Linked DNA regions of Mus musculus: region 1 is linked to region 2. A link is a loop called in an ENCODE intact Hi-C map of the cell type or tissue named here. Cell type or tissue: gastrocnemius. All regions are shown on one strand. Links, peaks and the distances in the headings refer to the core of each region. The heading gives the core; the rest is flanking DNA.

Evidence for each region. Peaks named below come from ENCODE experiments on the same cell type or tissue, not always from the same donor. Only the 100,000 strongest peaks of a DNase experiment are listed, where the experiment ranks them.
Region 1: it touches region 2 in a loop (2.7-fold over the local background); 2 of 42 quality-filtered maps call a loop at or near these places.

The regions. Positions count from the first base shown.
Region 1 is chr14:48,880,180-48,895,429 of GRCm38, reverse strand. 4933429O19Rik (RIKEN cDNA 4933429O19 gene) reads right to left here. Exons shown (of 4, transcript NR_033783.1): 2 at 14,500-14,578; 3 at 9,883-9,965; 4 at 8,318-9,541. Gm534 (a long non-coding RNA gene) reads left to right here and starts at 13,511. Exons shown (of 2, transcript XR_874610.2): 1 at 13,511-13,874. In gastrocnemius, for the core only: no CTCF peak of the experiment used is centred there; a DNase peak (open chromatin) is centred at 8,149.
Region 2 is chr14:48,937,770-48,953,019 of GRCm38, reverse strand. No RefSeq gene overlaps it. Among named protein-coding and RNA genes, the nearest start is that of Gm36024, 40 kb to the left of the region's middle. In gastrocnemius, for the core only: no CTCF peak of the experiment used is centred there; no DNase peak of the experiment used is centred there.

The DNA of each region.
Region 1 (15,250 bases), core at 7,032-9,531, 58 kb after region 2:
AGGGGGAGAAGGTAGGAGGAAGGAAGGAAAGAGGGAGGGAGGCAGGAAGGAAAGGAGAGAAGGAAGGAGACATTGCCCCTGAGACAAACTCCAGTAGAGGACTGTGCTAAGCCCACGGTGGCAGAGGGTCACAGAAGGCCTGGAGATGGTGTTATAAGATGAAGATGCCATTGACAAAGGGACTGGGGTCCTAGCAACAGCATCTGGGTCTGATATTGATGCTATTCTGGGACTCAGGGGGGTGTCTTGGCTGGGTGCTAAGGCAGCACGAAGGTGCTATTGGTTGGGAGAAAGAAGGAGGGACGCACCACGCAGAAGCAGCGATGCTGTATCCTGAAGAGCACACCTCCTCTTTTTGCAAGCCATGTTTTGTTTCTAGATTACTTGCTCTCATTGACAACTCCTGCTGCTAACAACATTCCAAAGACCTGCCTCTCTGCCCACTCTCACAAGCCTTGCTCACAGCCACCTTTCAACCCAGCTTCTCCTTCCTCTCACCCCTTCAGTCAATTAATGTCTTATTGTTTGATGAGAAACATCGGAAACTTGGTACTGGAATGACAGGTATACTGGGCTGCAGCTGACAGAGGTTCAAATCCTGTTAGAACTTGATAGCCCCGGCACCTTTACACAACTCCTCGGTTTGCCCTGTGCAAATGGAACACTACTGTCTGTTTACCTGGGGTTGGATGTCAATTGTCTAGCCGCTGGGCACCACTGGGGTGCTAAGTGATTGTCTCCCTTTTCTAAATTCCTCCACACTGTAGGTCATTATCCACCATTAATGACAGCAGTCTTCATTTAGCTGGTATTCACTTAAAAAGAGTGAAGCAAAGTAATTTTAAACAACAGAGCCTTAAAAAATAACCCATTAAACCTATTGGGAATTCTGCTTCACATTCTATTACTGTAGTTATTTTAAATAATGTTAAGAGTTGATGTTTATATCTCACTCCACCGCAGGGGGAAAAACGGACTATTGTTGTCTTGTTTCTCATAATTTTTAATAAGTAAAAGTTATTAACTGTGTGCCATCATGACTAAAGGGCCATCTGGCTGCTCTGGAGTGAAGAATTCTAAGAAAATGAGGCCAGCAGCCTATTTCTGGGCTGCTTTGCACAGGCAGGAGCAGGACACACAGGTCATGGGTAGCCGTGATCAGTATATGACTTTTAGGAAATTAAATGTAGGAACCCAAAAGGATTTCAAAGCATTTATCCACAGGTGGAAAATCAGAATTCTTCAGGCACATGGTGACCTGCCCCAGCCTATAGGATCAGAATCCTCTATGTCCTGGTGTTGAGGGCAGGGGCTCAGTTAGGATTCCACACTGATTACTGTGTCGAGCCCGGGACCCTGAAGAACCGGGCAGAAATGGTTTTTCTAGAGAACTGCTCTGTTTATTTCTTCGGGGTCTTGTGAGAGTTGAGGAGAGAAAGAAAGAATGTGGAAATGATTCCGATGGAGAACAAGGAAGAAGGCTCTCCTCCTTCCTGCATCAGCCTTCCCTGGATGTGGGGGAAGGGAAACCAGTTCACAGATAACCTCAGAATACACAAACAGCGCCCTCAGTAACCAAAAGAGCACCAAGATGATAATGACGGCTGGCTGGTCCCGCTTCAAGAGCACTGGGCTTTTGCCCTCAGCATATACAATTTCTTTCTCTCTGAACACAGTCCCCCACACCTCCCAAGAATGTTTGTAGTTGGAGGATAATGCCTAGAAGGTGTACAATCCCACCGGCTGTCAGAGACAAGGAGCCGGGGTCCCTTCTAGTGGGTGGTAGGTAAGAATTACTAATCCAATCTGCTTGAGTTAACTCAAAACAAGGATTAGTGCAAAGTTCCAGAGTATGCTAATCTCCCTTTATAGGAGTAGACTTCAGCACAGCCACCAAGCCTATGGTTTATAGTTCTTGGGAACAATGAGCCAATTAAACTTGAGAGGGAAAAAGAATCCTGCCCAAGTTTACTGATTGTTACCTAATACTTTGAGTTGCTTTGATTCTTCATGATTTGGCTTTGTGTCTCAGACCCAGGAAATAAAACATTTCTTATTCATTAGAACGCTCCTAAGCACCGCGTGCCTACTAAGTTAACACGTTCTGTTGCGTGCTGGTCATTTTTTCATCTCCTGCCTTATTCAAGAGGCTGGATATCTGTGATAGCTTTTGTATATAGATGATAGTGCTTTCCCAAGCCTGTCCATCAATGCTAACATACCTTCCCTCCCCCAAAACTCACATATTTAAAGCTTACATGAGTTATAAGTGTAACAAATGGTTAGCTGTTTAGATTCAATCCACTTGGTAAAGATTTTCAAATGAACACTAGATACTTTTTAAAGGATAAATACATCTTGAGAAATGCTGGAAAAGTATCTTTCTTCTTCCCACCAGTGTGGCACTGTCATCCGGTGGGAATGTTTTATACCCATAATTGTTGACATCGGCTTAATTTTGTTTGGGTATCTGAATGTATTTTCAAATTGTTCTTAATTTTTTTATTTACATAGACAGTGGTTGGCTTATTTTATTGAAGTACTGGATCATGAGTACAAGTAGTAGAATATTAATTACTTTGATCGTTAGGAGTCAGTATTTGTCTGACAGTGCTAACAACTAACTGTCTGTCAGTATGGTGACCTACTGGATACAAGGGTATCCTCACATACATTTCCTATGGAACTAATTTTAGTCACTCTTGAAGTTTAGAATTATTTTGCAATTTGCACTGCATAAAACTATCAGGAAAATGCGCATGTAACATTTTTAATGACTTGAGTTTATGGTATGTGTCACAATATCTTTTCCAGAAACTTTTTTTAACTAGAGTTTAATGATTAAAAAAGTCTTTTTCATCAATCAAGTTTGCAATTAAGCAAATATATTTTTTAATATTTTGCATTTTCCGAAGAGATATATTTGTTTTTTTTCAGTTAAATTTGAGGAATCAGAACCATTTTTAAAACAGCTAAACTTATTTACACTAGTCAGGTAAGGGCTTGATGATTTTTAACCTACATTTCATTTCCTAGTACAGCATTTTAGTTTGTGTCTCAGCATCAATAAGGTTCAAGAAACAAAAGCTGGACAAATTAGGAAGTCTGGGGTTTTTTGTTTTGTTTTTTGTTTTTTAAGTCTTAGTTCTATCTTCCAGTCGGTGCCCATGTGTAAAGTCCACACTTGTCAGTAGCAGCCAAGTCACCATGGGCAGGCTGTGAGAACCCACTTCAGGAAGTTGGTAGCTGCTGTGCCAACAGCCTAGAAACCTTCTCAAGGAACTGAAAACTGTTTACATGTCCAGTGTGTGAAAGTTTCATGTGTATGTGTGTGTGTGATTTCTGGATTTTTTTTTATCTGCAGTATCAATATGCAAATTTATTTATTACAAGTTGAATCTCATTGAAATGAGAATGAAAAGGCAATACTGTCCCTTTACTATGGTTCACTAACCTTGTTCACACTGAGTTACTGATGCTCAGTAGGAGTTTGCCAGCACCAGCTCCACTCAACCCTTGATGATTATGGAGGCTTTAATTATAATTGAAAATGGGGGGGGGGGGACCTCACTAAAATCTAATCCAAAAATCAATTTTGCATAGAATTTAATAACAGATGGAAGCTTAAAATTCTATAAGTATCAAATGGGAAAAAAATAAAACCTAACATGAAGAAATAAGACTTTAGTCTCCAGAGTCGGTCCCACTACCTGTGTGGAAACGTCCCGATCTCGCCTCTTTCATCAAGTACATGACAAAGGAATTGGCCTCACGCTGAGGCATGGTAAACACATTATGAAATAAAGGCAGGCATCATAAACAGTACCAGCCATGTGAAACAAAGGCGAGCCAGAGGCTGGGGACAGTTTCTCCCTCTCTGGCACTCAGGCTGAGGGTTCTGCCACCGCGGTTGCTAGTCTTTGCATTCTTCCTCTGGGCCTGCCGTGGAGTGGACTTCAGTGGCTGCCCATGAAGCTAGACAGGCTCAAAAACTTCTCCATCCTCTGCTGAGTTTTTCTTGCTTGCTGTGTACCCCAGCAGAAGAACCTCCGAAGGGAGGAAGAGAAAGTGCCCGTGTTTCCTGTTCATCTGCCATGCTTGCGGGAGGGCTCCGGGGTGTGGTCCTGTTCTGTTTGAGACATAAAATAAAACCCTTTCTATATTGCAGCTAAAAGCTAGCGAATATTATTTTTGCTTTCTTGATCTAAGAATCCAAGCACTGTAGAGAGTTGATCTCTTGGTTGTTGTTTTTGTTAGTCTTGTCTCGTGTGGGTTGTTTTGTTTTGTTTATTAACTGTGATAAAATATGGAGGTTTGTATAGACGGTGTACATGCACCTTAAAGAAAATTGCTCTGACTCTGATGGTCACGATGCGGGTGAGGCTACAGGTATGTTCCACATATGGAGACAGTTTTTTCCAATGAAAAGCAGAGTTTTGTTATTCACAACAACCAAAGGTTCCCCAGCCAGAACTCATAACTCAGATCTTCTATTGCAAATAAATAAACCCCACAGCCCTTATGGTCTCGGTTGCCCCTGAGAAGTCCATGGTAGCTGAGCCCGGTCATCTCCTGTGTTATGGCAGCCCCGGAACACTGGTGATACTATGCCTGGATTCCAGTCCTGTGCTGGAGGGAGCAGCCAACCTTTGCTTGCAAACCTTTTAATTTAAACAAAAGACTTGAAAAAAAAAGTAGTTCTTAAATGCAGTTTAATCAATCAAGAGAGAGATGGATGGTGAAGCAGCTAGTAGGATCTGTAGCCAGACTGTCTCCTCCAGCCTTCGTGCCATGTGAAGACACAAACTCAAGACGAATTTCCTGGCTCAGGGATGGCTGTACGTTTGACAATCTGACAAATTATTTTGCTGTGAGGATAATACTTTGGTAAGCCTAACATGTAAAGCCTTAGTTCTCTGATGTGAAAACGAGCCACCATTACCACAAAGGGTCTCAACAAACCCCAAACTGGTAAATTCACCTTCATCTTTTCTTCTTGTAGTATCTGGCATATTACTTTCAAGGAAAGACTGATCTTTTCACCCAAACTTTCCTAAAAGGTTTTTCCAAAGACTTTCTTTTTCAAAATGGAGGACCATCCACCCACACACCAGTGCAATAATGCCTACCAGATACTAATGCTGTTTTTACAGTTCATATGTCTCCCACATTGTTCCTTTTGCTTTCAGAGAAAATTTGAGTAGAGATTTTAGAAAATACACTTGTGTTGGGTGTTTAAATGCTGGAGTTTGGGAGAGCTGGTGTCTTTGTCCTAGCATCTTTCCTTGGTACCATGGGTTAGACCAACACTGAACACACCAAATCCTACTTCCCTCCAGATATAGATGACCATTAATCGTTTAATTCAAGACTGTTGGCTGAACTTGATTTTTCAAAAAATTTAAACATAATTATTTCTGTTTTTCAATATTTTTAAAAATCAGAAAATTTTAAAAGGAGAATTAATATTGCCCAGAGAAAGAGAGAGGGGTTGGCCCTTTTCCTTACTTGTTATCTTTCCTCCTCCCTCCATCCATCCCCCCTTCTTTTTCTTTCCTTCTGTCTGTCTTTCCTTTCTCTACCCATATTTATTTGCTGAAAATGGCCTGCAGTTGGGCATAAACAATATTATCCACTTTGCTTCCTCTTATTAATCCAGGGGAGCCCCCGTCTAATCTCCCACTCATTTCATGCCCGAAGCACAAATGTATTGCTTTGTTTTACAACATACTTCATTCCATCTGTTTGAAGCCTGGTAAGTCAATATTTATCACATTTCTAGATTCTGCATCACTACTGAGCACATCACAACAGGCAGACAAGCCCATCATTCTTTCTTCATGATTTTGGCGTTTAAAAGTGTTATCTCTGTGATGTTAATCTCGCCATTTTCTGCTAGAATATGGTAGCCGGCCTCGTGTTTAAGTAAATCATAAAAACACAACATTTTCAAAGTTCTCCGTTCCCCAGCCCTCTGTAATTACCGTGTCGTGATTACCTTTTCCCTTTCACCGCAGCTTTCTGTGGAAGCCCCGGGAAAGAGTTACTAAAAATTAAATTTCATGCTTGCGTGTGTTTCTGTGATCTGCTGCGTGTATGATCTCTGAGTGCAAACTTCTCTCAAAATAAATGGATTACCCTCTTTACTACACTGTCTGATGTCTCCTCAACTGATAGCATAGCTTCCCTGTGATCTCTAACCCACCACAATCAGAAGGACAAGCGTTGAAATGGGGGCCTCACGGTGGCGCCCTCTGCCTTCGCCGTCCCCTTCCGCAGCACCGGGCAGGCGGCTTGGTCCCAGTCTTCTGCACCGCAAGGACCCCTCCTTGCAAGCCCCCCTCCACACACACACACACCCGCCCCGAACCTTCACTCTCGCCAGTGGAACCCACTTTAGGAAACACTGTCCTAAAAATTAGGATATTGAGTTCTCAATGCCTTGAGCTAGACAGTGTTTGCTGTAAAGAAAGTTCCGTCTCCATACCTGTTAAGAGGTTGATTGGGGAGGAAGTTTTCTGTTATATTAAAACGAATTTAATATATCTTAAATAGCCTAAAACTGCAAAAACCTTGGGAGTTTCCATGGACACCCTCAACCCCCGGAAAACCTGTTGGAGTAGCAGGTTTTCCAAAAGCAAGCGCATGGTTTGTGGGCAGACAGCCTCCGACCTTTCCTAAAGTGCTCTGTAAATATCACCATTGCTTAGTTTGTGAAAGACTAATGTGTTTCCACTAACAAAACTGTCTTCAGGGTGGCTGCTCTCTAGAATAATGCCTGTTTTCCTACTGGGCTTTCTATTGCTGGCATTTTTTCTTTTAAAGGCAATTAAATTTGTCTAAGGGATTGTACTTTGAGGCTATCCAAGGAATTTTAATCAAGAATCAACGAGAAAGCCAAAGTTCTGAGTGGGTGTTAGAGCAGAGACAAAGTAGCAGACCTCAGAAGTATTAATCAGGTACATTTTCTGATACTGCCTTCTGACAAGAGGCAGGTTGTTCTCTTTAAAAAAAAAATCTGTAAGTAAACATTATAAATAAATAATTTGTTTTGGAATGCCCAGCTTCTAGATCTACAAAGTGACATTCACACAACAGGGAAGTTGTGTTACTGATATTAACACAACAATGCAGTTGCTTCTCTTCCTAAGAGCACTAAACCACCAAGGACTTTCCTCTAAAGAGAACACCAGAATCTGTCTAGGTTTACATACCAAGTTCCAGGCCAGCCAAGTCTGCATAGGAAGACCTTGTCTCAAAAAAAAAAGAAAAAAGAAAAGAAAAAAGGAAAAAGGAAGGAAGGAAGGAAGGGAGGGAGGAAGGAAGGAAGGAAGGAAGGAAGGAAGGAAGGAAGGAAGGAAGGAAGGAAGGAAGGAAGGAAGGAAAGGTCTGGAGAGATGACTCAAATTTGAGAGCTGGCTTCTCTCACAAAGGACATGGGTCCAATTCTCAGCACCCAAATGGCACTCACCACCATCCATAACTAACTTTTTGAGATCCAATGCCCTCTTCTGAATTCTATGGGCTCTTGCATATACAGGATACACAGTCCTACATGCAGGAAAAACACCCATATACCATGCATACAAACATTTTTTTCAATGAAAAAACTATTTAGTAAAAGAAAGAAACGAACCACCAGAATGAGTGTCACCCTTAAAGGATGCATTCTTTCAATACGGGAGACAGACTTACAAGTGAGTAGAGGGGTGGTGTGGAAACTAAGTATATAAAGTTGGTGTGGCCATAACACAGCAGCACTCATCTGTTCTTGCAACAGAGCAAAGAAACCAGGCAACTGCCAGCAAGGGAAATCAGGCTAGAAAACCCAAAAGTCCTAGGCACCAACACTTGATGTTCTTGTGACTTTAAAAAGCTCCCAATCAGAGGGGAGGTGGCCCCAGCCATCTCTCTTTGCAGGAACTCACACACCTAGAAAACAAATACATACAGTTATGCACCACCGTGGGAACGTACTGTGAAGCCAATGGAGAGAAACATAATAAACATGTCATACAAGAAGCATATGCTATGATGTAAAGCTTTGGGTTCTCCACAGTGCAGCTCCATTGTAACAACCAAAGCACGGGCATGTAGCAAAACAGAATAAGAAGTCTGGCATGCAGGCCAGCAGAAGCCATCCGGCCAGCGCACAGCCTTGTTAAGCCCGGCTTGCCACCCTGAGGACACTTCTGCTGCACCAGAAACCTTGTCCATCCCCAAAGACCACAGAGCTAAATTAAACAATGAGCATGAACTGAAGCACATGTCTGAGAAGTCACAGCATATTATAAATAAGGCTCTTCGTTATTAATTTCTGGAAAGAGCTGTTTTTAATTAATCTGGTGATAATTGTGTTTCACAAATGAAAGGGCTTCAAATGCACTATAATAAAGGACTAAATATTAAGAAAAGGTACACTTTTCTAAGAGACTTAATACACCCCAGATGTTACGAGTTTGGTGATTTTATGTAACTATGTCTTTTATGTAATTGGTGTTTGATTCCCTTAAAATAGTCCACTGTTTTTGTATTTTTACATGTTTATATAAGACATGCTGACGATGACGGTGCACACCTGTTGTCCCAGCACTCAGGAGGCTGAGGCAGGAGGATTGCTGTGAGTGAAAGAGCAATCTGGGCTATGTAATAAGTTTAAGGACTGTCTGAGATACATGGTAAGACATTGCCTCACAAAATGAAATATGCATGTTTGTCTGGAAAGTTATAAATCATGCTTTTAATTTCATTCCTCAAGAAAAAAAGGAAAGAAAACCGAAAGAAACAAAGACCTCCTTAGTAATTACTTTTGAAATTCAGCTTTAGTTTGTTAGCCCAGATGAGGTAGCTGGGCTCAGGAACCAGGTTTTCTCTTCTCCACACCCTTAGTACTGAATCCAGCCCTGCTATGTAAGCAAGGCTTCAATACACATCGACTGAGATGTGTGATATAGAATCAAGTTGATAAAAGGCACACATTCAAGTCTCATCAGTTGTGTGAAGAACTGATTGTGGTTATCACGGTTTAAGCAGATTGATTTTGGTGTTTGTATTTCTCTACGTGCTGACTTCGCCCGGCCTGCTTCCCAAAGGGCTGTGCCTGAGACCATTCTCCTGAGGGATGCTGTTGGAGGTTGATCATAAGAAGCCTGTGAGATCATAGGCACAGTCTGGGCTTCAGGCCTTCCTTCTCATATGCCTGCTTTTTACTGGAAACAGGAAGTGTGTTTTCCTCTGTTTACTACCCAATTAAAAGTTGCAGTGTGTGCGGGCCAAGCGAGTGGCACTCTCCATTCAGCTTCAGCCGAACCAAAGAAACCAGGCAGCTGCCAGAGAGGGAAATCAGGCTGGAAAACCCAAAGGTCCTAGGTCCCAACACTTTATTTGACGTTTTGACTTTATATATGACGTTTGCTAGCAGAAGCATCGTCTAGATTTCTAGGGAAGAATGAAGAGTGTAGTCTCTTAGAATACTGTTGTTTTATGAAATCTCAGCTTCAAGTGTGTCCAGTCTTTCCTTCTTTCTTTTTTTTTTTTCTTTCTGGAAATAGAAAAACATAAACAAGGAGCTAAGGCATTATTAAGGTAATAATTCAAATATTGAAAGGTATAGCTGAGAAAGAACGAAAAGATTACATCAAGTATTTTTACATATTTTTACATTTTCTCCCTTTTACAGTTGCATCCCAGACTTGTATGGGAATTCAAAACCAAGGAAAACATGAGATATGACCTAGAAGACCCACAGTGAATTGAGGGAATGACGCCTGCGTGCGTTTGCAGGTACATACACTCTCTCACACACACAAACACAATTAATAAGGCAGTGACTAAAAACAACACATGAATAATAATTGCAAGATGGTGAAATTAAAAGCTTACACAAAAATCCACAAGTACAAAGCACCTTCCAAGAGTGGGATTTGTCAGGAGACGCTCTCTGAAGAACTGGACTCGAGCAGAGCCTGTGAAGTATAATATTTTATGTTGCCTTTATTCAACAAACATTGATTTAAGTACCTTTGTGGGCTGGGTCCTGGCTGAGCCGCAGCCTGATGTGTCAGGATGAACAAAACAAGGCCATATTCTTGCCTTTATTCTTGTAAAAATATTTCTCTTTATTTTTTCTTTTCTGCACTTGTGTACAATGTGTGCATGCGTGTATGTGCCGTGTGTGTGGGTTCATGTGTGTGTGTGTGTCTTGCACGTGGGTGTGTATGAAGGCATATGCATGCACAAATGTGGATGCCTGACGTTGGTATCAGGTGTCTTCTTCTGTTGTGTTCCATTTTCTTTATTGAAAAAAGGCCTCTGGCCGAACATGGTGCCAGCCATTTTAGGGAGTCTGGCTAGTCAGTTTGCCCCCAGGGGTTTCCGAGGTCTCCCTCCCAAGCGCTGGAATTACAGGAGTTTCCTTGTCTGTTCAGCTTTAACAGGGATGCTGAAAGTCCTACCTCCAGTCCCCACCCTTGTGACACAAGTGCTTTATTACCTAGCCATCTCTCCGATGCGGTTTCTTTTGATGTCAGAATATACTGTTCTCTGAAAGCACGCTGGAAATTTGTGGTCCAGTATTCCTGGATTCAGCTACCACAGGAGCAAAGGCAGTAAGGAAGAACACTGGCTAATGCAAAGAGGACACTCACAAACACTTCTTGATGTTGCTGGCAACAGGATCTTGTGTAGCCCAGGCTGACCTCTAACTCAGTGTGTTGCTGAAGTCAGCTATGAACTTCTGATCCTCCTGCCTCCGCCTGCCACATGCTGGAATGACAGATCTGTACAGCCGAGCCAGGCAGACACAAGTTTCAAACCCAAAGGAGCAGCCCCAAGACCGCAGCACAAATGAGCTCTTAGCAGCTAGTAGTTCATCACTCTGTTTCAAACATAAATCTAGGCCTATAGGTTAACATTTTACATACAAAAGACTTTCTGGAGTAACTAATATAGTTGTCAATATTCACTTGAAATTGTCATGGACTTCTTTCTCTCTCTCTCTCTTTCTTTCTCTCTCTCTCTCTCTTTCTTTCTTTCTTTCTTTCTTTCTTTCTTTCTTTCTTTCTTTCTTTCTTTCTTTCTTTCTTTCTTTCTTTCTTTCTCTCTCTCTTTCTTCCTTCCTTTCTTCCTTCCTTCCTCCCTCCCTCCCTCTCTTCTTTCCTTCCTTCCTTCCTTCCTTCCTTCCTTCCTTCCTTCCTTCCTTCCTTCCTTCCTTCCTTCCTTCCTTCCTTCCTTCCTCTTCTGATGGCTGTTTTCACTTTCTAATTGCTACATTTTTAAAACAAAAGGTGACTGACATCACCTGTGACCCAGCCCCCCTCCCCAATGTCTGTTTCTAGACACTGCCACCCCCACTCACCAACCACCCTCTGTCTCTATTTTCTGATTCTTCTTCTCCAGTTACACCCTAGTTGTGGCACCCTAACCTTTCTGGCCTTTTACAGTTGTATCTACATGCTACCGTCACTTAAAGGTCTTTGTGTAGTTCTGCAGTGACATCTGCCATGAATTTTCAAACCTTACTATCAAGGTCCTCCCTAAGACGCTTCTCCCTCTTCCTCCTGTCTTTAGAAGTACTCCTCTTCAATATCTTGGCTTCCCAGCCCACCAGAGGCGTGCGGCCACACTTCTCTGGTTTTCTTCCTGCTTCCCAGCACTCATTCAGTTTCCTTTGTAGATTCTCTTCTGCATCTCCGTCCCTCCCTATGTGGGTTGGCCAGAATCCTATCCTGTCTCCTCTCTTGCTATTCCATATGGTCCCTTCATGGTAAGCCCTTCCAAACATATATTTCCTCCGCTTGATGTGTCCAAAATTGTATACATCACTCCTCAGTGTCATTTACTTCTTCCTTGGTCCCCCATGCCCACCCTGCCATCCAATGCAGGAATATAGTGGCTGTTTGTGCCTTCCCTCACCTCCCACTCTTACTCAGTCCTGGAACTCAGACCCTCTAATGTCTCTGCCGTGAATGTACATTTGTCAGTTCTTACTGTCTTATGTCAAACTAGCATCCATTCTAAGACACCATCTTGGCCAATATCCATAATAACCGTGTTCGCTGGGAGTTAAAAATCAATGCTTAGTTACAGATGAATGGCACTTGTTGATACCAAGATTTGAAACCAGACAGTTCAGCTCCAGGAACCTGCTCCATACCCCAATTCTGGGGAGGCTTAAGTCAAACAAACCCTTTCCTTCCGAAGTTACTTTGGTCATGGTTTTTCATCACAGCAATAGAAATCTTGACTAAAACAGCTAAGGTCTAGCTGGAATCTCCCTGCCTCAGCCTCCCAAGTGTCTAGGCTTACAGGCCTGCCCCCACAAGCCCCAGCTTAGGATCCTCACTCTTAAGTACACATTCTATTGCTTCTGTGCTTTGGAAGAAGAAAGTGGGCAACTCTCAAATATATTCTCTTCCTTTGCTAGTCAAGAGCACCGTCCAGAACTGTCACGCCACAGAGGTGGCCTGCGGTCCTTCTGGAAATACTCTCTGGGCGACCCAGGTCTACTCATCAGAATTTGCTTTTCTTGTGAGTCCAGGGAATCCTTGTGCTTGAGAGGCCTGCTCTTGTCCAGCTGCTGAAAGGAGGTGTAAGTGTGTATAATCAAAGTGTTTGCCTTCATAGCCCCATTCTTCCATTGAATAGCTTTATCTGTGGTTCACAGTGAGACTGTTTTGTGGAAGGCAGAAGCACTTCTAACCAATAGCAAGCTATCATTCCAACCCAGATCAAGAAAGCTTGAGGAACACATGAGAACCAGGGAGCTGGGAGGGAGAGGTCACAGCTGTGTGACCTGAAGAATATCTGCTCCTTCTAGGGTGCCTGACCACGTGCAACTCTGTCTTCCTAACAGAACAATACAAATATAAATACACTTTTAAAAGGGATGGGTAGCCTAGAGGGAGAGACCACAGTCCTTCTGTCTTATGACATCGTCTGGCAACTGAGTCATATTCATTTATAGTCATACAAAGCAGAGGTGGAGTGTAGCTAAGGCTTGGGTGCATGGTGCATTGGCAATAGACATAGACACAAACCCCCAAAATCCCCAGGTCTTATGGCCTGCCTCTGGCAATGGGACCACACACATGAAATCATCTTTTGTGTTGATTATTGCGTTTCCTTTTACAAAGATTGTGTCCTGGGAACCCTTGTCTCCAGCTCTGAGGCCATGCACATGGAGGGAAATTGTGAATGCTACCTCATCTGTATGTGCAGGGGGAAAAAGATTTGCTTTCTGCATTTTCACTGACATCTACAATCTATAAGACTCTTCTTTGAAGCCTCAGAATTATATCCAAAGACCACTATTGTCTTACAGCTTATATAAGAAAATCCTTCTCTTGGCTTTACAATTAACACTGAAATGCTAAGTGGTAATATTGATGAGTTTGGGAGAGAGAGCCAGAAGTCTAGAGAAAAATGTGAATGAATCTCTCTCTCTCTCTCTCTCTGTCTCTCTCTCTCTCTCTCTCCCTCCCTCCCCCCCTCTCAAGGCAGGCTTAGTAAAATCTCTACCACTAGATCCAATCCCATTAAAATGAGTTGTAAAAAAGTGAAGTTTTCATGCTGTTAAGCTGCTTCCGTGTGGCAGCAGCATCCCTGCATGCAGCATGTATGTGTGGGACTCTTGCATTCCGAATCGAATCTGTGCAAAGATGGTCCTCAGATCTGCCGTCTTCCCTTAGGGGTCTTCCAAGAGAAACACCCGCCAACTCAATCCCTCCCTGACCAAGAGACACTGGAGCCTTCAGATACATCAGGAGGAGAAGCTGAATTGAGCACAGTTTCACAAATATCTGTGACTTGTAGATTCCATGCTGCAGAAAACCATCAGCAGAAACAGGAGGCTGACCTTGCTGGCCAGAACAAAGGTAGGATTTACTTTTTTGATGGCTGTGAATTTTTTCTTTCTCATAAGAGAGGAATTTAATGAACCTCGATTCTTAAGGAAGTCAGAAGCAGATAACTGAAAGTGGGCTTGGCTCTTCCTTATCTCCCTTGCTCACCTCGGCCACACACCAGGTCTCAGCCCGAACCTCCAAACCCTCATCTGCCCACTGAAGTGCAGACATCTTTCAACTTTGACCTAAATGGTGATTGAACTTTCATCCCAAGGAAGCAGTTTTGAACATTAAGCCACTTCGAGACTTGAAAAGAGCCTGGATGTGTGAGCTCTTCTTAAGCAAGAATCCCAATACCGTGGTCTCTGGCTAACCAATAGAATAAACACTGCATGTCCCAATCCTAGAGGTGATATGTGGGGTGTAGCTAGTCACCAGCAGGAGATGTTTCTGCCTGACCCATTTTAATAGATAAATAAGATGCCAGAGAAAAAGATAAAGAGTCAGTTCCTTTAACTTTTCCAGACATTTTATATGGAAGAAAATATGTATATAGCTTAAGAAAGCAGAAGTGAAAAGGGAAAAAATATAAGCATTTTAGGGTAAATCATGCTCATATCTTGGGTTTCACTTATAGACAGCCAAAAAATCATACCATCTGTTTGTTGTCTAGATGACTTTGCAGGTAAAGTTACTTGTCACAAAGCCTAAAGACCCGAGTTCCATCCTCAGACCTACACAGTGGAAAGAAAGAATTGACCACCTGAAGTTGTGCTCTGACCCACACAAGCACACCACCAAATGCATACATGCACCCCACAGAAATAAAAGTAAGAAAAAAATCATAATAACTCATAATGTCTTTAGGAAACACAGCATCACAAACAATAGCTGTTTGAATGGACAACCCTCTCTCTATTCCTGACTAAATTTATGGAGGATTTGCCTTTAGCCACAAGCAGACCCAGATGAGGATATGCCTCAAAGAGACCATCTGAGGGGCAGAGTAAGTCTGAGAGGATTAACAGCAGAATAAAACCCAGATTAAATCAAATAACCAAAGAGAAATTAGTAGCGCTAGAAAGGTTTTAATGTCTGTCCCAGGGAAACGCCTACCTCAGTGCGCTGGCAGAGGAGGGGGCACATGGCAGCTGTCAATCAAAGTCCCAGGCTAACTTTGATTTCTATTTGGAACGTTCATGGCTCGCACTTTTAAGAAAGTAATTTATACTAGCTTTATTTTCCCTGTCAGTTAGCGTAATGGAGGCTGCCAAAACACTGTCACTTCTTATAACTGATTGCTGCCCCCTCCTTCCCAGGGTTGTCATAAGTGTCTCCAGTGTATTTGTCTTTGGAATGTTGCTCCTTTATTGCCTTTTGTGGGTCGTGTCTTACTCTGGCATTTT
Region 2 (15,250 bases), core at 6,582-9,081:
ATGGTTGTGAGCCACCATGTGGTTGCTGGGATTTGAACTCTGGACCTTCGGAAGAGCAGTCGGGTGCTCTTACCCACTGAGCCATCTCACCAGCCCCAGCCTGGTTTTCAAAGTGAGTTCCAGGACAGCCAGGGCTAAACAGAGAAATCCTGTCTCGAAAACAAACAAACAAACAAAAAAACCATAACTATACATCCATTAGCTGATAAGGAATGACAAATTGATCATTAATTGATATAACTATCTTCTAAAAAAATCTACTCTACAAATATTTTATAGGGAACATAGTTCTGCATTTCCCAAGAGTATGGTGATTCCCCGACTCTCTCTCTCTCTCTCCCTCTCCCTCTCTGCCAACTCCTCTCCACTGGGCCAGGAGAAAACATAAATCATGTTTTCAAGGAAACTCTTCTGAGTGAGGGTGATCAGGAAGAGGGCACACATTACTTGAGGCCATTGCATCCTTCTTTGTCCTAATAGGAGACATTGGCATCGTCTTCTGATCATTTTAAGTACCACAAAAGCCCCAGCAGCTTCGAAATGGGGATGTTTAGCAGGTGGGAAAATGATGATGAGAAGCAAAATGTAATTTCTTCCACTATAACTCTCCACAAGCTGCACAGGCTCTGCAGTTAAATAAACACGTTTAAAGACAAAGATTTTGCATTTTCATTTAAACACTGCGGCTAGCGGCAGCTCACTTTCATTCTTTTGGAGCCTGCCCAGTCAGTGATTTGCATTTTCTCAAATAATCTCAGCAGTGTGCATCCTTCTGAAACACAGAGAGATAAAACCTTTTCTATGAGTGCTGAGTAAAACTACACAATATATATATACATACATACCTGTACATACACATATATATATTCATACACACACACACACACACACACACACACACACACACACACACACACATACATACATACATATGTTTCAGGTAGCCTCATGGATGGTAAGCAAATACAACTGATATTTATTTTTACTTTTGTGTGCATGTGCATACTAAACATGCACATAAATGTGCACTTGTGATTGTGAGTGTGCGCATATCTGTTTACATGTGGTACCAGAGGCCTTCCTTGATTGCCCTCCATGTTACCTTTGAGACAGGGTCTCTCACTGGTGCTCACCAATTTGCACGACCAGCTTGTCAGTGAGCCCTGAGGACACCTGCCTGTCCCTATCACCTAATGCTAGGGTTACAAAGATGTGCAACGGTGCTGGCTGTTTTTACATGGATGCTAACTCCTGCCTGTGTGGCAACACTTTGATGACTTAGCCATTTCTCCCACTCCTATTTTTGTTTACTATTGTATGCAGCAAACACTTGAACTTCACATACTTTCAATAAATATGGCATCATTCCTGTCTTCTCAATTGAAGAGTTGATTCTTTACGACATGTGCTTCAAATAGCACCCCCTCCTTTTTTTGAGACAGAGCCTTACATAGTTCAGGCTGGCCAAAACTGAACTATGAAAAGCCACTGTATAGCCAATGATGACTTTGTGCTTCTGTTGGGATTGCAGATGCATGTCCCCATGTTGGGTTTAGATTTCTAAGAATATCTGAGACTGATAGAAATATTTAATTGATAAAGGATGATTTAAAGTGATGGTAACTGAAAAGAAAAATGGATTACAAGTGACTATAAGGATAATTGTATCATCCCACCATGTTAGTGAGGATCCTGTGGGTTCTACTGTATCCTCTGACAAGTCACTAAACACCTTTTTACTTCATTTTTTCCATTTAGAGATGAGGATAGGGCCGAGGGTATTGCTCAGTAGTAGAGCGCTTGCCTTCCATGGGCAAGGCCATGGGTTCAATTTCCCCAGCATTATGAAAAAAAATTAAAAGAGACAATGTAGAACTTGCTTCACAGTCTCTGAGAAGAACACTGTGTATAGCCCATAGAACAGCAGAGAGTACATCTAAGGTGCCCAGAAAAAATTGTCTGTCAGAGAGTCTAACTTCATAACCATTTTAATGAACCCTCTGCAAACAATTATAACAGCTTTGAGAAGCATATGGCTCTAGCTTAAACTTTCCTGGGCTTTTCCCTGGGTTGGACTTTGGGCCTACCTGTCCCCTCCCACAGATATTCTCTACAGCCCACCCGATCCCCAGTAGGAAGGCCCTGTGCTTGCTGTGTGGTGGTCCTCTTGGTTTAGGTCATGAGCTCTTTTTTTCTCTCTCAGAAAATCAACCTCCAGGGTTTCCATGCCAACCACCACCCCGTGGAGATGTCTGCATCTCTACTCTTCTATGTCTTCCATGAGAGCCACCATGGACAAGGTACTGGAAATATATGAGAGCCCCAGCCTATTATAACTGACTGGTTTTGTATGATTAAGGAAAACCAAGACAAAGCCACCAGGTGTAATATCCGTAGTGACCATAACCCCGAAGAGCATCATAGTATCCAGAAGGACAGGTGGCTCCCGAGTCACTCACGGTGTCAGACTGCTTCTGTGTCCATCACCTCAGAGTTTCAGAGGTCTCATTGGAAGTGTTACAGGGAGCCCACCAGAGATGACCACTCAGACACAGTTTGTAGCCAAGTGAAAGTCTTTATTCCAGCTGGCTGGGACTGTACTCAGGTACTCTGATCCAAAGTGTAGTCCACAGCATTTAGATCAAGGGGCTTTAAAGGCAAGTCCCACAGCTCAATGTCTGATCCAGCAGCTGCAGGGGGAGGTTTGCACAAACAAGCAGCTTACCAGAAGCTGAGATAACTAGGGCTTATTGACTTGGGGCCTGGAATAGAGTTGGGTCATTTTCCATCGGATTCTTCATTACGGAGAGCAAACTATAGTCAAACCTAAAATGTCCTCAGCAAGAATACAAGAAGAAGGACCCTCTGCACGCTCTTGCCCAGTCACAGGAGGAACCCTTCACCCACTTCACAGCACACCCTGGTTCATGGTGCTTTACACTTGGCCTAAATTTTCAGCATGGCAGAAAGCTTTACTCATTTATTTTGTAACACTTTAAGGGTGCAGCATTTTAGTTTTAATTTTTGATTGCAGTAAAATAAACAAAGAATAAAATTTACCACTTTACCTACTTTTAAGTGTGGCGTTCTGTGGCATTAAGTATATCCATCATTTGTGCACAGGTTTCAGGGCACATCCATCTTCTGAGGCCGGAAGCTCCACACTTCCTCTTTCCCAGCCCCTGGCAATTATCATTAGGCTTCCTGCCTCTGTGCAATTACCGAATTCAGAGAATCTGTGCACATGGCCTCATACTCACACTGCATTTGTGCTTTTGTGTCCAGCTTATTTCACTAAGCGTAATGTTCTGGAGATTCATTTCTGTGTGGGAAGCCACATGTGCCGTTGCTGAGTGGCACTGACTACTGCTGGCCACCACGCATAAGATTGGACAAACAACCAATGCATACATATGCAGTAAAGTTTTTTGCAAAGACACTGCCTGGCCCAGGCATGATAATGAGGTTCTGTAAGGTACTGAGAGTATAACCAATCAGATGTGAGACATGCAAATGAGGCATGATAATGAGGTTCTGTAAGGTACTGAGAGTATAACCAATCAGATGTGAGACATGCAAATGAGGCATGATAATGAGGTTCTGTAAGGTACTGAGAGTATAACCAATCAGATGTGAGACATGCAAATGAGATATGATAATGAGGCTCTGTGAGGTACTGAGAGAGAGTAGCCAATCAGATGAGGAACATGCAAATGAGGCTTAGTGCATAACCAATCCGGGTATGAGACAAGCCTCTCCTAGGCCTATAAAAGCAGCACCAGTTCTGGGCTCGAAGTCTTTTCGCCTCTGCAATCAAGCTCTCCCAATAAACGTGTGCAGAAGGATCCTGTTGCAGCGTCGTTCTTGCTGGTCGAGTCCGGTGCGCGCAAGATTTCTGCTACAGTGTGGGTCAAAGTTCTTCCCTCTTTAAGGCCGAGTAATATCACACTGTGTGTGTTTGTCTACCTGCTCATTCACAGAGGTATGCTTAGGTTGTTTCCACTTCTTGGCTATTGAAAATAACATAACATTGCTAGAAACATGTCTCTATATAGACATTCCCTCTGGAACCCCGTTTTTCAGCTCTTCGGGCATAAATACTTAGAAGCAGAATGAAGCAGTCACACATTAATTCTCTTGGAAGTGTTTTTCGGAGAAATTGTGTATCAGTAAATGTTATGTCTGTGGACAGTGAATAATGATTAGAGCATTGATTCAAACACATGCAGTCCAGCATGTGCCATTTAAAGCTTTCAGCGGCAAGTACACTGTACTGTGAAAAGAAATTAAAAGTTTGAAAGTTAATTCAGAGGACTAGGAGGTGACTCCGTGGCTAAGAGAGCTCGCTGCTCTTCCAGAGGACTTAGCTTTTGCTCTAAATGCCCGTAGCAAGTGACTCTAACTACCTACAGTTCTAGTTCCAGGGGGTCCCATGCCTTCTGGCTCTTGGTTGCACTTGCATGTTGATGGTTTTCAGTAACTCACACAGGCACACACATAAATAAAAATTAAAAACCGGTTCAGGAAAATTAGAGGTGCAGGGACACACAATAGAGACTAATGGTTCAACGTCACAAAGACAGTCAGAGGCAGGGTCACGACAGTTAGGGGCCAACCCATACTCTTGTTTGTAATGGTAATTTCCTAGATGTAAGGCAGGGCCAGATATTCAGGGGAGCCAGGAATGTGTTTCTAGAATATGCCTTGTTGGATGTGACCCCTCCTGACATAAAAAGGGGCCTCTCCTGTGAATACAGAATACTAAAAAAATTAAACATTATTGTGCAATTCAAATTGACATAATTTTGTGTTTCAGCAAACATTAGGATCTGAAAATATGAAAATTAGTAACACATAATAACTATTTTTAAATCACGCACAGTTAAGCAAAGGAGAAGCTGACATGAATGAATGGCAGGCGCCAGACACAGAGGCCTGGGTGCTTAGATTATATTGCTGTGCACCAGTGCTCATGTTTCCCACAGACTGGTACACCACCGCCTAATCCACATTGCAGTGGTGTTAGGAATCAGACCTTTGGGAGGCGATTAGATCATGGGGCAGCACTCCAGTGAACGAGACTCATGTCCTTAGAGATGAGACATGCAAAAGCTAGATTCCTACCCTCCATACCCCCTGAGGATCCACGAGAAGATGACCATCTGCAGTGAGAGGAGAGAAGATGGCCACTCACTGGATTCAGGATCTAGACTTAGGCACTCTTTGATCCTAGACTCACCCACTTTGAGAAATCAACATTTGTTGTTTCAGCTGCATAGTCTAATTTTTTTGGTGACAGTCTGAGCTGACAAGGATAAGTATAGTTATATATGAGGTAACATGGTAGCTAGGGGGAAGAAGCCAGCATATGTGCTTTGCAGAGGTTGGGTTGGTAGATGGACACAAGTGGCTGAGCAGAGTGCTGAAGATTTTCATAGTGACCATGATATCTCTTGGTCCCTAGAACATAGGACACAGACGAAGGAGAAAAGCCCATCTCTTGGTCTAGTGTCCAGTAGTTCTGGTGAAGCATTCCAACCATCCAAATGTAGTTTGATGGGCTTCTATGCACAGTCATTTTGTTGCCCGGTCTTGTGAGCAGAGAGAGGCAGAATGATGAGAAAGATAACTAATATCAGATTGCCTGATATGGAAACAACCCTGTGAGAGAAGAGTGGCTGACAAACCCTGGAGGCTTTAAAAAGCAAGTTCTCTACTGAGAACTCTTCTGAAAGCAAAGCCAAAAGGTCAGAAGTGAGTGGGCCCAGTGTCCAAGGCTTTCAGGGAAAAGGAAAGGAGCTGTCCAGCAATTACAGTGAGGCCCGGAGCAAAGGAAGGGATCGGGAAGAGTTGTGACCTGAGACTTCTTTCCCTCTCTCCTCAGACAGATGGTCCTAGCTACAGTGATGTCTCGTAGCCCATTTTCTACACAGGCAAAGAGGGTGACCAGAAGGAATGGGAAAACTAGGAACTCATGGGGGGTGGTTGTTGGGGGATGGCAAGATCCTTAACTGTCAGTCTTACTATTGCCCATGTAATAAGCATTTGTATGACACTGGTCATGTGCCTTTTTATACAACATCCTTAAAAGCACAAATTATATGAGCTGAACCTGGTGGCACACCTATAATCCCAGTACTCAGTAGGCAGAGGCAGGCATAAATCTGAGTCAGAGGCCAGACTGGTCTATAGAGTAAGTTCCAGGACAGCTACTGGATAGAGCTACACAGAGAAATCCTGTCTGAAAAAACAAAAACAACAACAACAAAAAACACAGATTGTGCATTGCCTATTACACAGTTCCTAGTACAGTCTAGTACACAGTTCATGTCTAATTAAAAAAATACATGAATTAATTTCTCAGTGTTTCAGCATATTTTATAAGTAAACCAAATACTAAATTCTGCTCAAAATTATTTTCACCAGAGACTGTTTGAGCTGGGTATAATTAGGAGTCAGAGGTAGGAGGACTGCTGCAAGTTCAAGGACAACTTGGTTTACATACATGCACACGCACACACACACACACACACACACACACACACACACACACAGAGAAATGGCTTATGTTAAGAACATTTCCTATGCAGCATGAGGACGTGAGTGTGAATCCCTAGCATCTACACCAAAAAAGTCAGGCATGGTTGTTCATGCCTGTGGTCCTGATGCTGGTGGTAGGGTTGAGATGGACAGATACCAGAATCTTCCTGACCAGTGAGTCTATTCAAAACCACAACTTCAGGTTCAGTGAGAGACCTTGAGAAAGATTCCCAACATCCTCCGCTGACCTCTTTAAGCATGCACCCGTTCATACATCCATGCATATATATGCAATACCATACCTACACACATCACACAAGCAAACAAAGTAGAAAACCATATGCATCTTACGTAGTAGCTCTAAGATGTTTACTCTCATACAATTTGAGTGTTCGTATTCATATTTGTATATTTATACTATATGCATATATAGCTGATGTGAGCCTGATACTGCTCCTTGTGGTTAAGCTGGATGAAGAAAATTTTGTTAATGAAAATAAAGAGTAGAAAGATTAAACTTATAAAAGCCATGGAACTCGTCCTGAGACATAGCTAAAATTGACAGCCTGGCTTTCATATTTTCCATGAAGCCCCCTGCCTATGGCAGACTGCTCCCTTTCCAGGGCTCTAGAGCATGATGCTGGGCGGAGTCAGAGGGAAAGACTGATGGTTGCAGGCAACAGAGGCTCAACTTTAATTACCTTAAGCAAAGATGCAAATTCATTGGGTCTCATTACCTAGAAACCAGGCACTGCTGGATCCAGTTTCTCTGCCTTTCGAGTTTGCATATTTCTTCTTCTCTTTGTGTATTGGTCCCACTCTCTTACTGCAGAAATTCTTACTCTGCAGGAGGAAAAGGGTCCAACAACACCCCCACCCGCACCCCAGTTTCACAGTTTTGCACTTCCTGATCCAAAAGGAAGAGAGATAAAATTTCTTTTTAGTGCTGGTGTAGCTTGAGTTCTTAGGGTTGACACTCCAACTGATCCAGCTCGTCCTACCTGCTTGCCTCCTGGACCTGTGTATCTGGTCTGGGCACAGGATAGAATAATTGTCCTGTAGCCTAAAGGGGAATGACTTGAGAAATCTATTGACAGTCTCATGAAACAAGCAAGGGACAAAGAAAGGAGGCAGAAGGATCTTCCCGGGAGGAGTAGAGAAAGCAAGTATAGTGAGCAGGTTGAAACAGCAGCTCCAACATGCTCAGAGAATGCTTTGGTGCAAAGCTGGAGCCTGGGCTGTGGTGGGTTGTCCAGATCCACTAACAGGAAGTAAAATTGCTGGTTGGGTATATCTTTGACTCAGTGACACATATTACAGCCAGTGCTGGGCATCTGGTGGCACCAAGCACCTTTCTTCCTAACTCAGAACAATTCTTTTGATGACTCCTGGTTCTCCCCCCACCCCAGGCCTCTCCTTCATACCCAATGATAAATATGGATATACAGGATGGGCTGCCTCCTTCCTACGCCTCAATCCCTGAGTCTTATGTAGGGAACAGAGGAAGCCCCAAGTGAGTGTGTCCTGTTGACACAGGCGTGACTGTGTCAAGCATCAAAGCAATGGGAGTGACAAAGCCTTCCCCAGGTGAGAATCAAATGTAAATGACAAAGCCATCCTTAGGGGTCCCAAAATGGGTATTGACAGTGAGTGTAGAAAATGCCCACTATAGCTTCACCCATCACCCTGGATATTTACAGTCTGGAGACTGCTCCCCTACAGAGACTGCTCCTGCCAAGGCTAGCAAAACCTGCCTCCTCTATCCAGCTGTATACCGTAAACCTGCCTCCTTGTTTATCCATACACGATAACACTAGCTCCTTAATTCAGCTCTGTGCAATTATTCTGCCTCCCTGTTCAACTCTAACTAATAAACACACTAAGGAGCTGGGGTGCTGAGGTTTCTCCAGCAAAGATCCAAGTCCACCCAGCCCCAGCTTTCTGCCTGTGTGTCCATCTGTCTGTTGTTCTTTTCATTTCCTTGCCGTTCCAGTCAGGTCCCTCCCCTAAGCCATTTAAGGATGTGGCAGCCAGCTGCTTAAGTCCTCCTGTGTTTTTTCCCCTGAGAATAAAATCTATCATTTAATTTGACCTTCAAGGTCCTCCCTCAAGGTCCTCCCTCAAGCTTCCGACTCCTGACAGTGCTCCTTGCTCACTTCAGTCCCCTTCTTGGCCTGGCCCTGGATCTTCTTTTAGTTTTGTACATGTCAAGCAAGCTCCTTGTCATCCTTTGGGTCTCAACTCGGATGTCACCTTTACAGAGAGGGCCACTTAAGCGTTCTTCCTGCCCTATGTCACTCCATACTTCCCCTCCTTACCACACTCTGACATGACCTCCTGCTCGGTTTTCTTCCCTGATGTCAGCGTCTTCCTAAAGGAACAAATGTGGGGACCATGTTGGTTTTGCCTAGGGCTTTAAAGGTGGTCGTTCTATCGATTGTTGCACTCTCAGGATTGAGAGGTGAGCACTCCTTTCTTCTCCGTGAGACCAGTTTCGCCTCAAGCAGAATTGATGTCTGCCTCCACCGTGCAACCGCTGTGTCTTACCTTGTGTACCACACAGCTCTGGCGCTTGCTTTGCTACATGGCTTCTGCTCACCTGGTCTCTGAGTTAGACTGCGAGCCCTACGAGAGGAGGCTAATCAGACCTGCAACTTATCTCTGTACACCCCAAGCTGAGCGATGGTCCGCAGCAGGGGTTATCATGCTTATTAATAGAATGAAACAATGCCCCATCAGCGAGCAATCCGTAGCCAGGTTTATGGAGTCACAGGAAGGGGAGGGCTGAAGAACCCCAGAAAAGATATTGGTTCTTTCAGCTGGATTTGTTAGACTGGCAAGAGGTGGCAGGGTGAAGAAAGGGCTTCCTGAGCAGAAGATGAGAAATTAGCTGATAGACAGTGAGTATATTTCCAGGCCTTTCAGATTCACTTAATAGCTTCCGGTGGGTTAAAAAAAAAAAGACAATCGTGTTTTGGAGAAGCAAAAGACAGGGACTTGACAGTGTCCTTTTCATGCTTCTCTGGTCCCTTGATGTATTGTCTTCTTGAGCAAGTATCAATAGTGTGTGTATGCGGGGCAAAAAGCACCATCTTCAGATTGTAATGAATCTAAAACGAAAACCAGCCACGCAGTTGGCCAATGCTGCTTTAAAATTGCACATCAAGAACGGTCCTAGTGACAAACACTTTCAAGGCAAACAAACCAAACAGAAATTAAAAAATCTCTGTGGGGTATAAATATGTAATTACACTCACACAGGGAGCATTTTATCAGGTAAACCATCCCACTTTGTTAATTGAAATGCTTCAGCGCTGAGCTTTTTTTGACAAAGCGTCTGAATATGTATGTGTGCGGTGTAGACACGCTGTTTCGCCGCAGCTCTTCCTAGCTGGGGTTAACCGCCTCAAAGCCATTTCTCCGTGCAGCTGGGAGGTGGCTTCTCTAAGCCTCCCTTTTGTTTGTTTGCTTTGGTTTTCGTCAAGCTAAATTCATCGGGTTGCAAACCAGTTTGGAATGCTAAAGATCTGCCCCTGAACACAGTTGTTTTTAAAAATATCTAATAACTTGATTTTTTAAGTATCTCATTTGAAATACATCCACAAGCCATCCTTTTCCTGGTAATTTTAGAAATGTTATGACAGCCAAAATGGAATGCTCCAATAGTGTACATTAGCTGAGCGGGAGAACGGCCTGTGTTCTCAATGTGTGGCCTTAAGCCATCTAAATATGATTGCTTCCAGTTTCTAGTCTAAAATAAAGGTTATTCCATGATTTATTTAAAAAAAATTATTCCAGAATCTCCTGTGATTCATTGCATTTTGCTAAGAGTTTTTGAGCAGCTGGGTTGTTAATTCAAGCTAAGCTTTATAGTACATTGAACATTTGCTCCAAGGAAACCCTGTCTTCTTCTGGTATGTCTGAGGCTCTGGCATTTCTTCACGTCCTGGTGGGGCCTGTCCTGTGGCATAGCTCCAAAGTGTCCAGTGAAGACTTACCTGGTGACCTCTATCTATGAATATCACTGAGGTTTTCTGCAATGAGAGATCTAAAGGGGCCTGTGACTTGTGGCACTTAAATCCTTGGTCCCAATGTATGGCTTTCACAGTTTGGGCAGAACCAGCCCTGTAGCCTTTCCTAGTTCTTCAGAAGATGTAATATATAAGTTTCCCAGGGCTACTGCTGAAATGAGAACACACTAAGGCGCAAAATAAACAGGGACTTTCCCACACTTGTGGAGGCAGAAGACTTGCTTCCTAAAGGCTCTGAGGAGACTGGCTCTCTTCTCATGGCTTCAGACCTTCCTTAGCTTGCAGCTATGTTGTTCTAATCTCTGTGAGCCGGGTAACCTTCCCTTCTGATTCCTTGGGTCTTATTGCCTGTCCCATCTAAGGACACTTGCCATTGCACATTTATGAAAATAACATGTGTGTGTATGTGTGTGTGTATGTGTGTGTGTGTGTGTATGTGTGTGTATGTGTGTGTGTGTGTGTGTGTGTGTGTGTGTGTGTGTATGTGTGTGTGCTTGGAAACTCCCCCCTCCCTCCCTCCCTCTCTCCTTCCCTCCCTCCATGCCTCCCTTCTTTCCTTCCTTCTTCCTTGTCTTTCTTACAATTTGTTCTCTCAGGGCTGGAGAGATGGCTCATTGGTGAAGAGTACTCGCCACCCTTGCAGAGGACCTGGGTTTGGTTCCCATGTCCCATATCTGGCACCTCACAACCACTTCCAGTTTTGGGGGATCTGATGCCCTCTTCTGGCTTCTGAGGGTACTCAAATGCACATACAGGCATACAAAGAAACAAAATAAGATAATTTTTGAAGGATTCATTCTGTCTCTCCCTGCATTTTACTCCATGTGGCAAGGGGAAAGCAGGCTGCCCTCTCAGTAATCCCTGACTCCATCTGCTTTCCCAGACATCCGAGCACAGCACGGCCAGGGCCCAGACACTCTGTGACAAACGTGCTCTTCCCTCCAGTTTCAGTCACATATTGTTTTTTAGACAGAAGCCTCACCAAAGTATCTCAGCATCTGTATTCTTAATGACAACTGGCACAGTTTGTGTCCCCTAAGACAACAAAGACATTTTGAGAAACCTTTGGTAGACTCTCTTAGCACCAGCATTCACAGCTCTCGTCTCACCGCTTCACACCAAGCTCTCGTCTCACACACATCTCACAACTTCTGGCCTGCGGAAATACCCAGTTCCCAACGACTTCGGCACGGTGTGGCGTTTGCTACGGCAGCCCCTCTCCAAGATAGAGTCACAGTCCATGGCTCTCTCTTATTCTTTTATAACAAAAACGACAGGATGGATGACCTACTCAACAGAAATACATTTTCTGATATTTTCTGAAACTAGAAGCCAAGGTGCCAGAAATGTTGATTTCTGCTGACTTCCAGAGGGCCACCTTCCTACCAAGTCCTCTGCGCACATGGAGAGCAAGTAAATAATCCTCCTCTTTTCTCCTAATAAGGACACTAATCCTATTGATTCTGTTCTTATTCTCATGACTCAACTTAACTTTACCTTCTTACTAGCCCGACCGCCACATAAGTGACTTTGGGTTTGGGGGCTTCATCATAAGAGTTTAATTCATCAGCTATCATCAGAATTGCTGTAGAACACACCAACCCCCATTTAAGCCATTGACCCACCATTACCAGAATGGCAGTGCCCTAGAGTACTCTGTCCATTTGATCATGGGTGCCTCACTTTGAAGGAAAATACACAGGGGCACAGCATGCACATGTGTAAGTTGGGGGCTAGGATTTGAACCCAAAACAGAATGGTAAAAATAAAGTTTCATAAAGAGAAAGACTGAGAGAAGGATGGCGGTATTCTGGATGGTTATCACGAAAAAAGGGATTTCACTCACTGTGCTCAAATGGTAGCTCAAGGCCGGTGTACAGAAATTACAGGGAAGAAGTCGCTGAATATGGAGCTATGCGTACAGATACAGAGGTCAGGACATAATTCTTCAAAATAGTTTGCTTTACAGGGTAGATCATGTTCCTCCCTGTTGAGGAGGGTCTGAAAGCTGCAGCCCTAGGGAGGCCTAAGACATGTCCAGACATGGAATCTCCCATAAGGCACGTCCAGACACGGAATGGATTTTAGTGGAGAATGTGATTAAATATCCTCCATTATTCCAAGTTTCTGAGTATTTTCTGTTATCGTGGAGATAATTTAAAACGAGAACAGTGGCTGAATCATGAAGTTGTGAATACTTTAAACCTTTAGGCAAGAGAGTAGAGCAAGAGTCTTACCTAGTACACCGTTGTTGCAAATGGCATTTAAATGTTTTCTGATAGAAGAACACAGTCAATTTAGCAGGGATCTATCTGAATTAAGTTTTAAGAAAAATTTAAACACCCACGAGAACCATTTTCATTTATGACAGCTGGAAACCATCTCCGAAGTATACCCTAATAATTACACTTGGAGGATCTAGGGCACATCAAAGAATTAGGTGGAAGTGGTCATCACATTAATGACGTGCTTATCTTCCTCTGCTTGTCATAAAGAGCTTATAGAAATGTCTGATACCAGACTTTTCTTCCACTATTAATTAATTGAATGGGCATCAGGGACTCTATGATCTATTAAACAAAGGGTGAAACCCAGATGAAGTCGCATGAATTTCTAATACATACATATGCTTGAAAGCTAACAAAACAATATTCACTCTGGTCATAGGTATAAGAGAGTTGGTGTACACAGTTAGCAGCTCTCCATCCTGCTAATAGGCCTCTGTGGAAAATCGCAAACAGTTTTTTGTTTTTGTTTTATTTTTTATTGTATATTTTCTTTATTTATATTTCAAATGTTATCCCCTTTCCTGGTTTCCCCTCTGGAAACCCCCTATCACATCCCTCCTCCCCCTGCTTCTATGAGGGTGTTCCCCCCCATCTATTCCCATCTCCCCACCCTGGCATTCCCCTACACTGGGGCATTGAGTCTTCACAGGACTAAGGGCCTCTCCTCCCACTGATGACCAACAAGGCCATCCTCTGCTACATATGCAACTGGAACCATGGGTTGGTAGTTTAGTCCCTGGGAGCTCTGCGGGGTTTTGTTGGTGGATATTGTTGTTCTTCCTATGGGGTAGCAAACCCCTTCAGCTCCTTCAGTCCTTTTTCCAACTCCTTCACTGGGGACCCCTTGCTCAGTCCAATGGTTGGCTGCGAGCATCAATCTCTGTTTTTGTCTGGCTCTGGCAGACACTCTCGGGAGACAGCTATATCAGGCTCCTGTCAGCAAGCACTTCTTGGCATCCATAATAGTGTCTGGGTTTGGAGACTATATTGGATGGATCCCCAGGTAGAGCAGTCTCTGGATGGTCTTTCCTTCAGTCTCTGCTCCACACTTTGTCTCCGCATTTCCTTCCGTGAGTATTTTGTTTCCCCTTCTAAGAAGGACCAAAGCACCCACACTTTGGTCTTCCTTCTTCTTGAGCTTCATGTGGTCTGCGAATTGTATCTTGGGTATTCCGAGCTTAAAAGGGCTTGAGATTCTGTTTTCTCAAAGAATCTGAAATTAAAGTTGAAGGGTTGTCCTGCACAGTGATTCGACATATGTAGATTGTTACCATGCTCTGGGTGTGCTTGCTTTCCATGGCGACATCCATGTGTGCTTTGCCAGATGACTCTCAGTTAAAACCTTACATGAATGCTTTCACTCAGTCTTGACTCCTCCCTTTCCCACTCAAATGCTTCTGGCAAAGGAGCTCAACTGGACAAAAGCTCAATCTCCTAACAGCCCCAGGTCCAGGAAACTTGTCAAAACTTTCTTTATCTTTACAACCAAAATAAAGACTGCGTAAGAAAGACCTGCACCAAGCTTGCCCAGCTGGAGAACCCTGGCACAGAAGACAAAATTCTCAGTGCAGATGGAAGATGGGAGATGATGGGCCACCAAAAGAAGCCTGATGAAAGGAAAACCAATTACGCAGAGGGCCTTCTGCCTTCCCATGGCCTCCAGCATGTGCAACCTCCAGGCTGGCTTCTGCTTTCTTTTTAGTTGTATTAGTTGCTTTTACTATTGATAAGAAGCAACTTATAGGAAGAAAGATTTCTTCTGGCTTACAGTTCACAGATAGCCCATCATGGCAGATGGGCTTGGTGGTGATATCATAAAGTGTTTGGTTGCATGGCCTTGGCAGTTAGGAAGCAGAGTGTTCTGGGCAGAAATAGATCTGGCCCTTAACCAACCACTACATCTCTATTTCTACTAGTTGGTCCCCATGTCCAAAAGGTCTGAGAACCTCCCCAAAAAGTGCTTCAAGCTGGGGACTAAGTGTTCAAACACATGGGACATGAAAGACATCTTACATTCAAACTCTTAATATTATCCATACTTCATAATATACCTGGAAAGTCGTTTCTTAACCTGCTCTCTGATCCTCGTTCATCTCTTCCTATACAAGAAAACTTGCAAGGCTGGGAAGATGGTTTAGTGGGTAAAATGTTTGTGCCCACGAGGACTGACGTTTGGATCCCTGGCATCCATGTACATGCTGGGTGGGCACTGCAGCCTGCCTTCAGTCCTAGCACGTGCCATGGCAGGCAGAGACAGGGGGCCATGAAGCAAATTGGCTAGCTAAGCTAGCTGGATTGAAGAGCTAGTCAAGTCAGAGAACTTACTTCAGTATGTAAGGTGTTCAAAGATTTCTGATGTCAACTTCAAGCATACAACATACAACAAACATG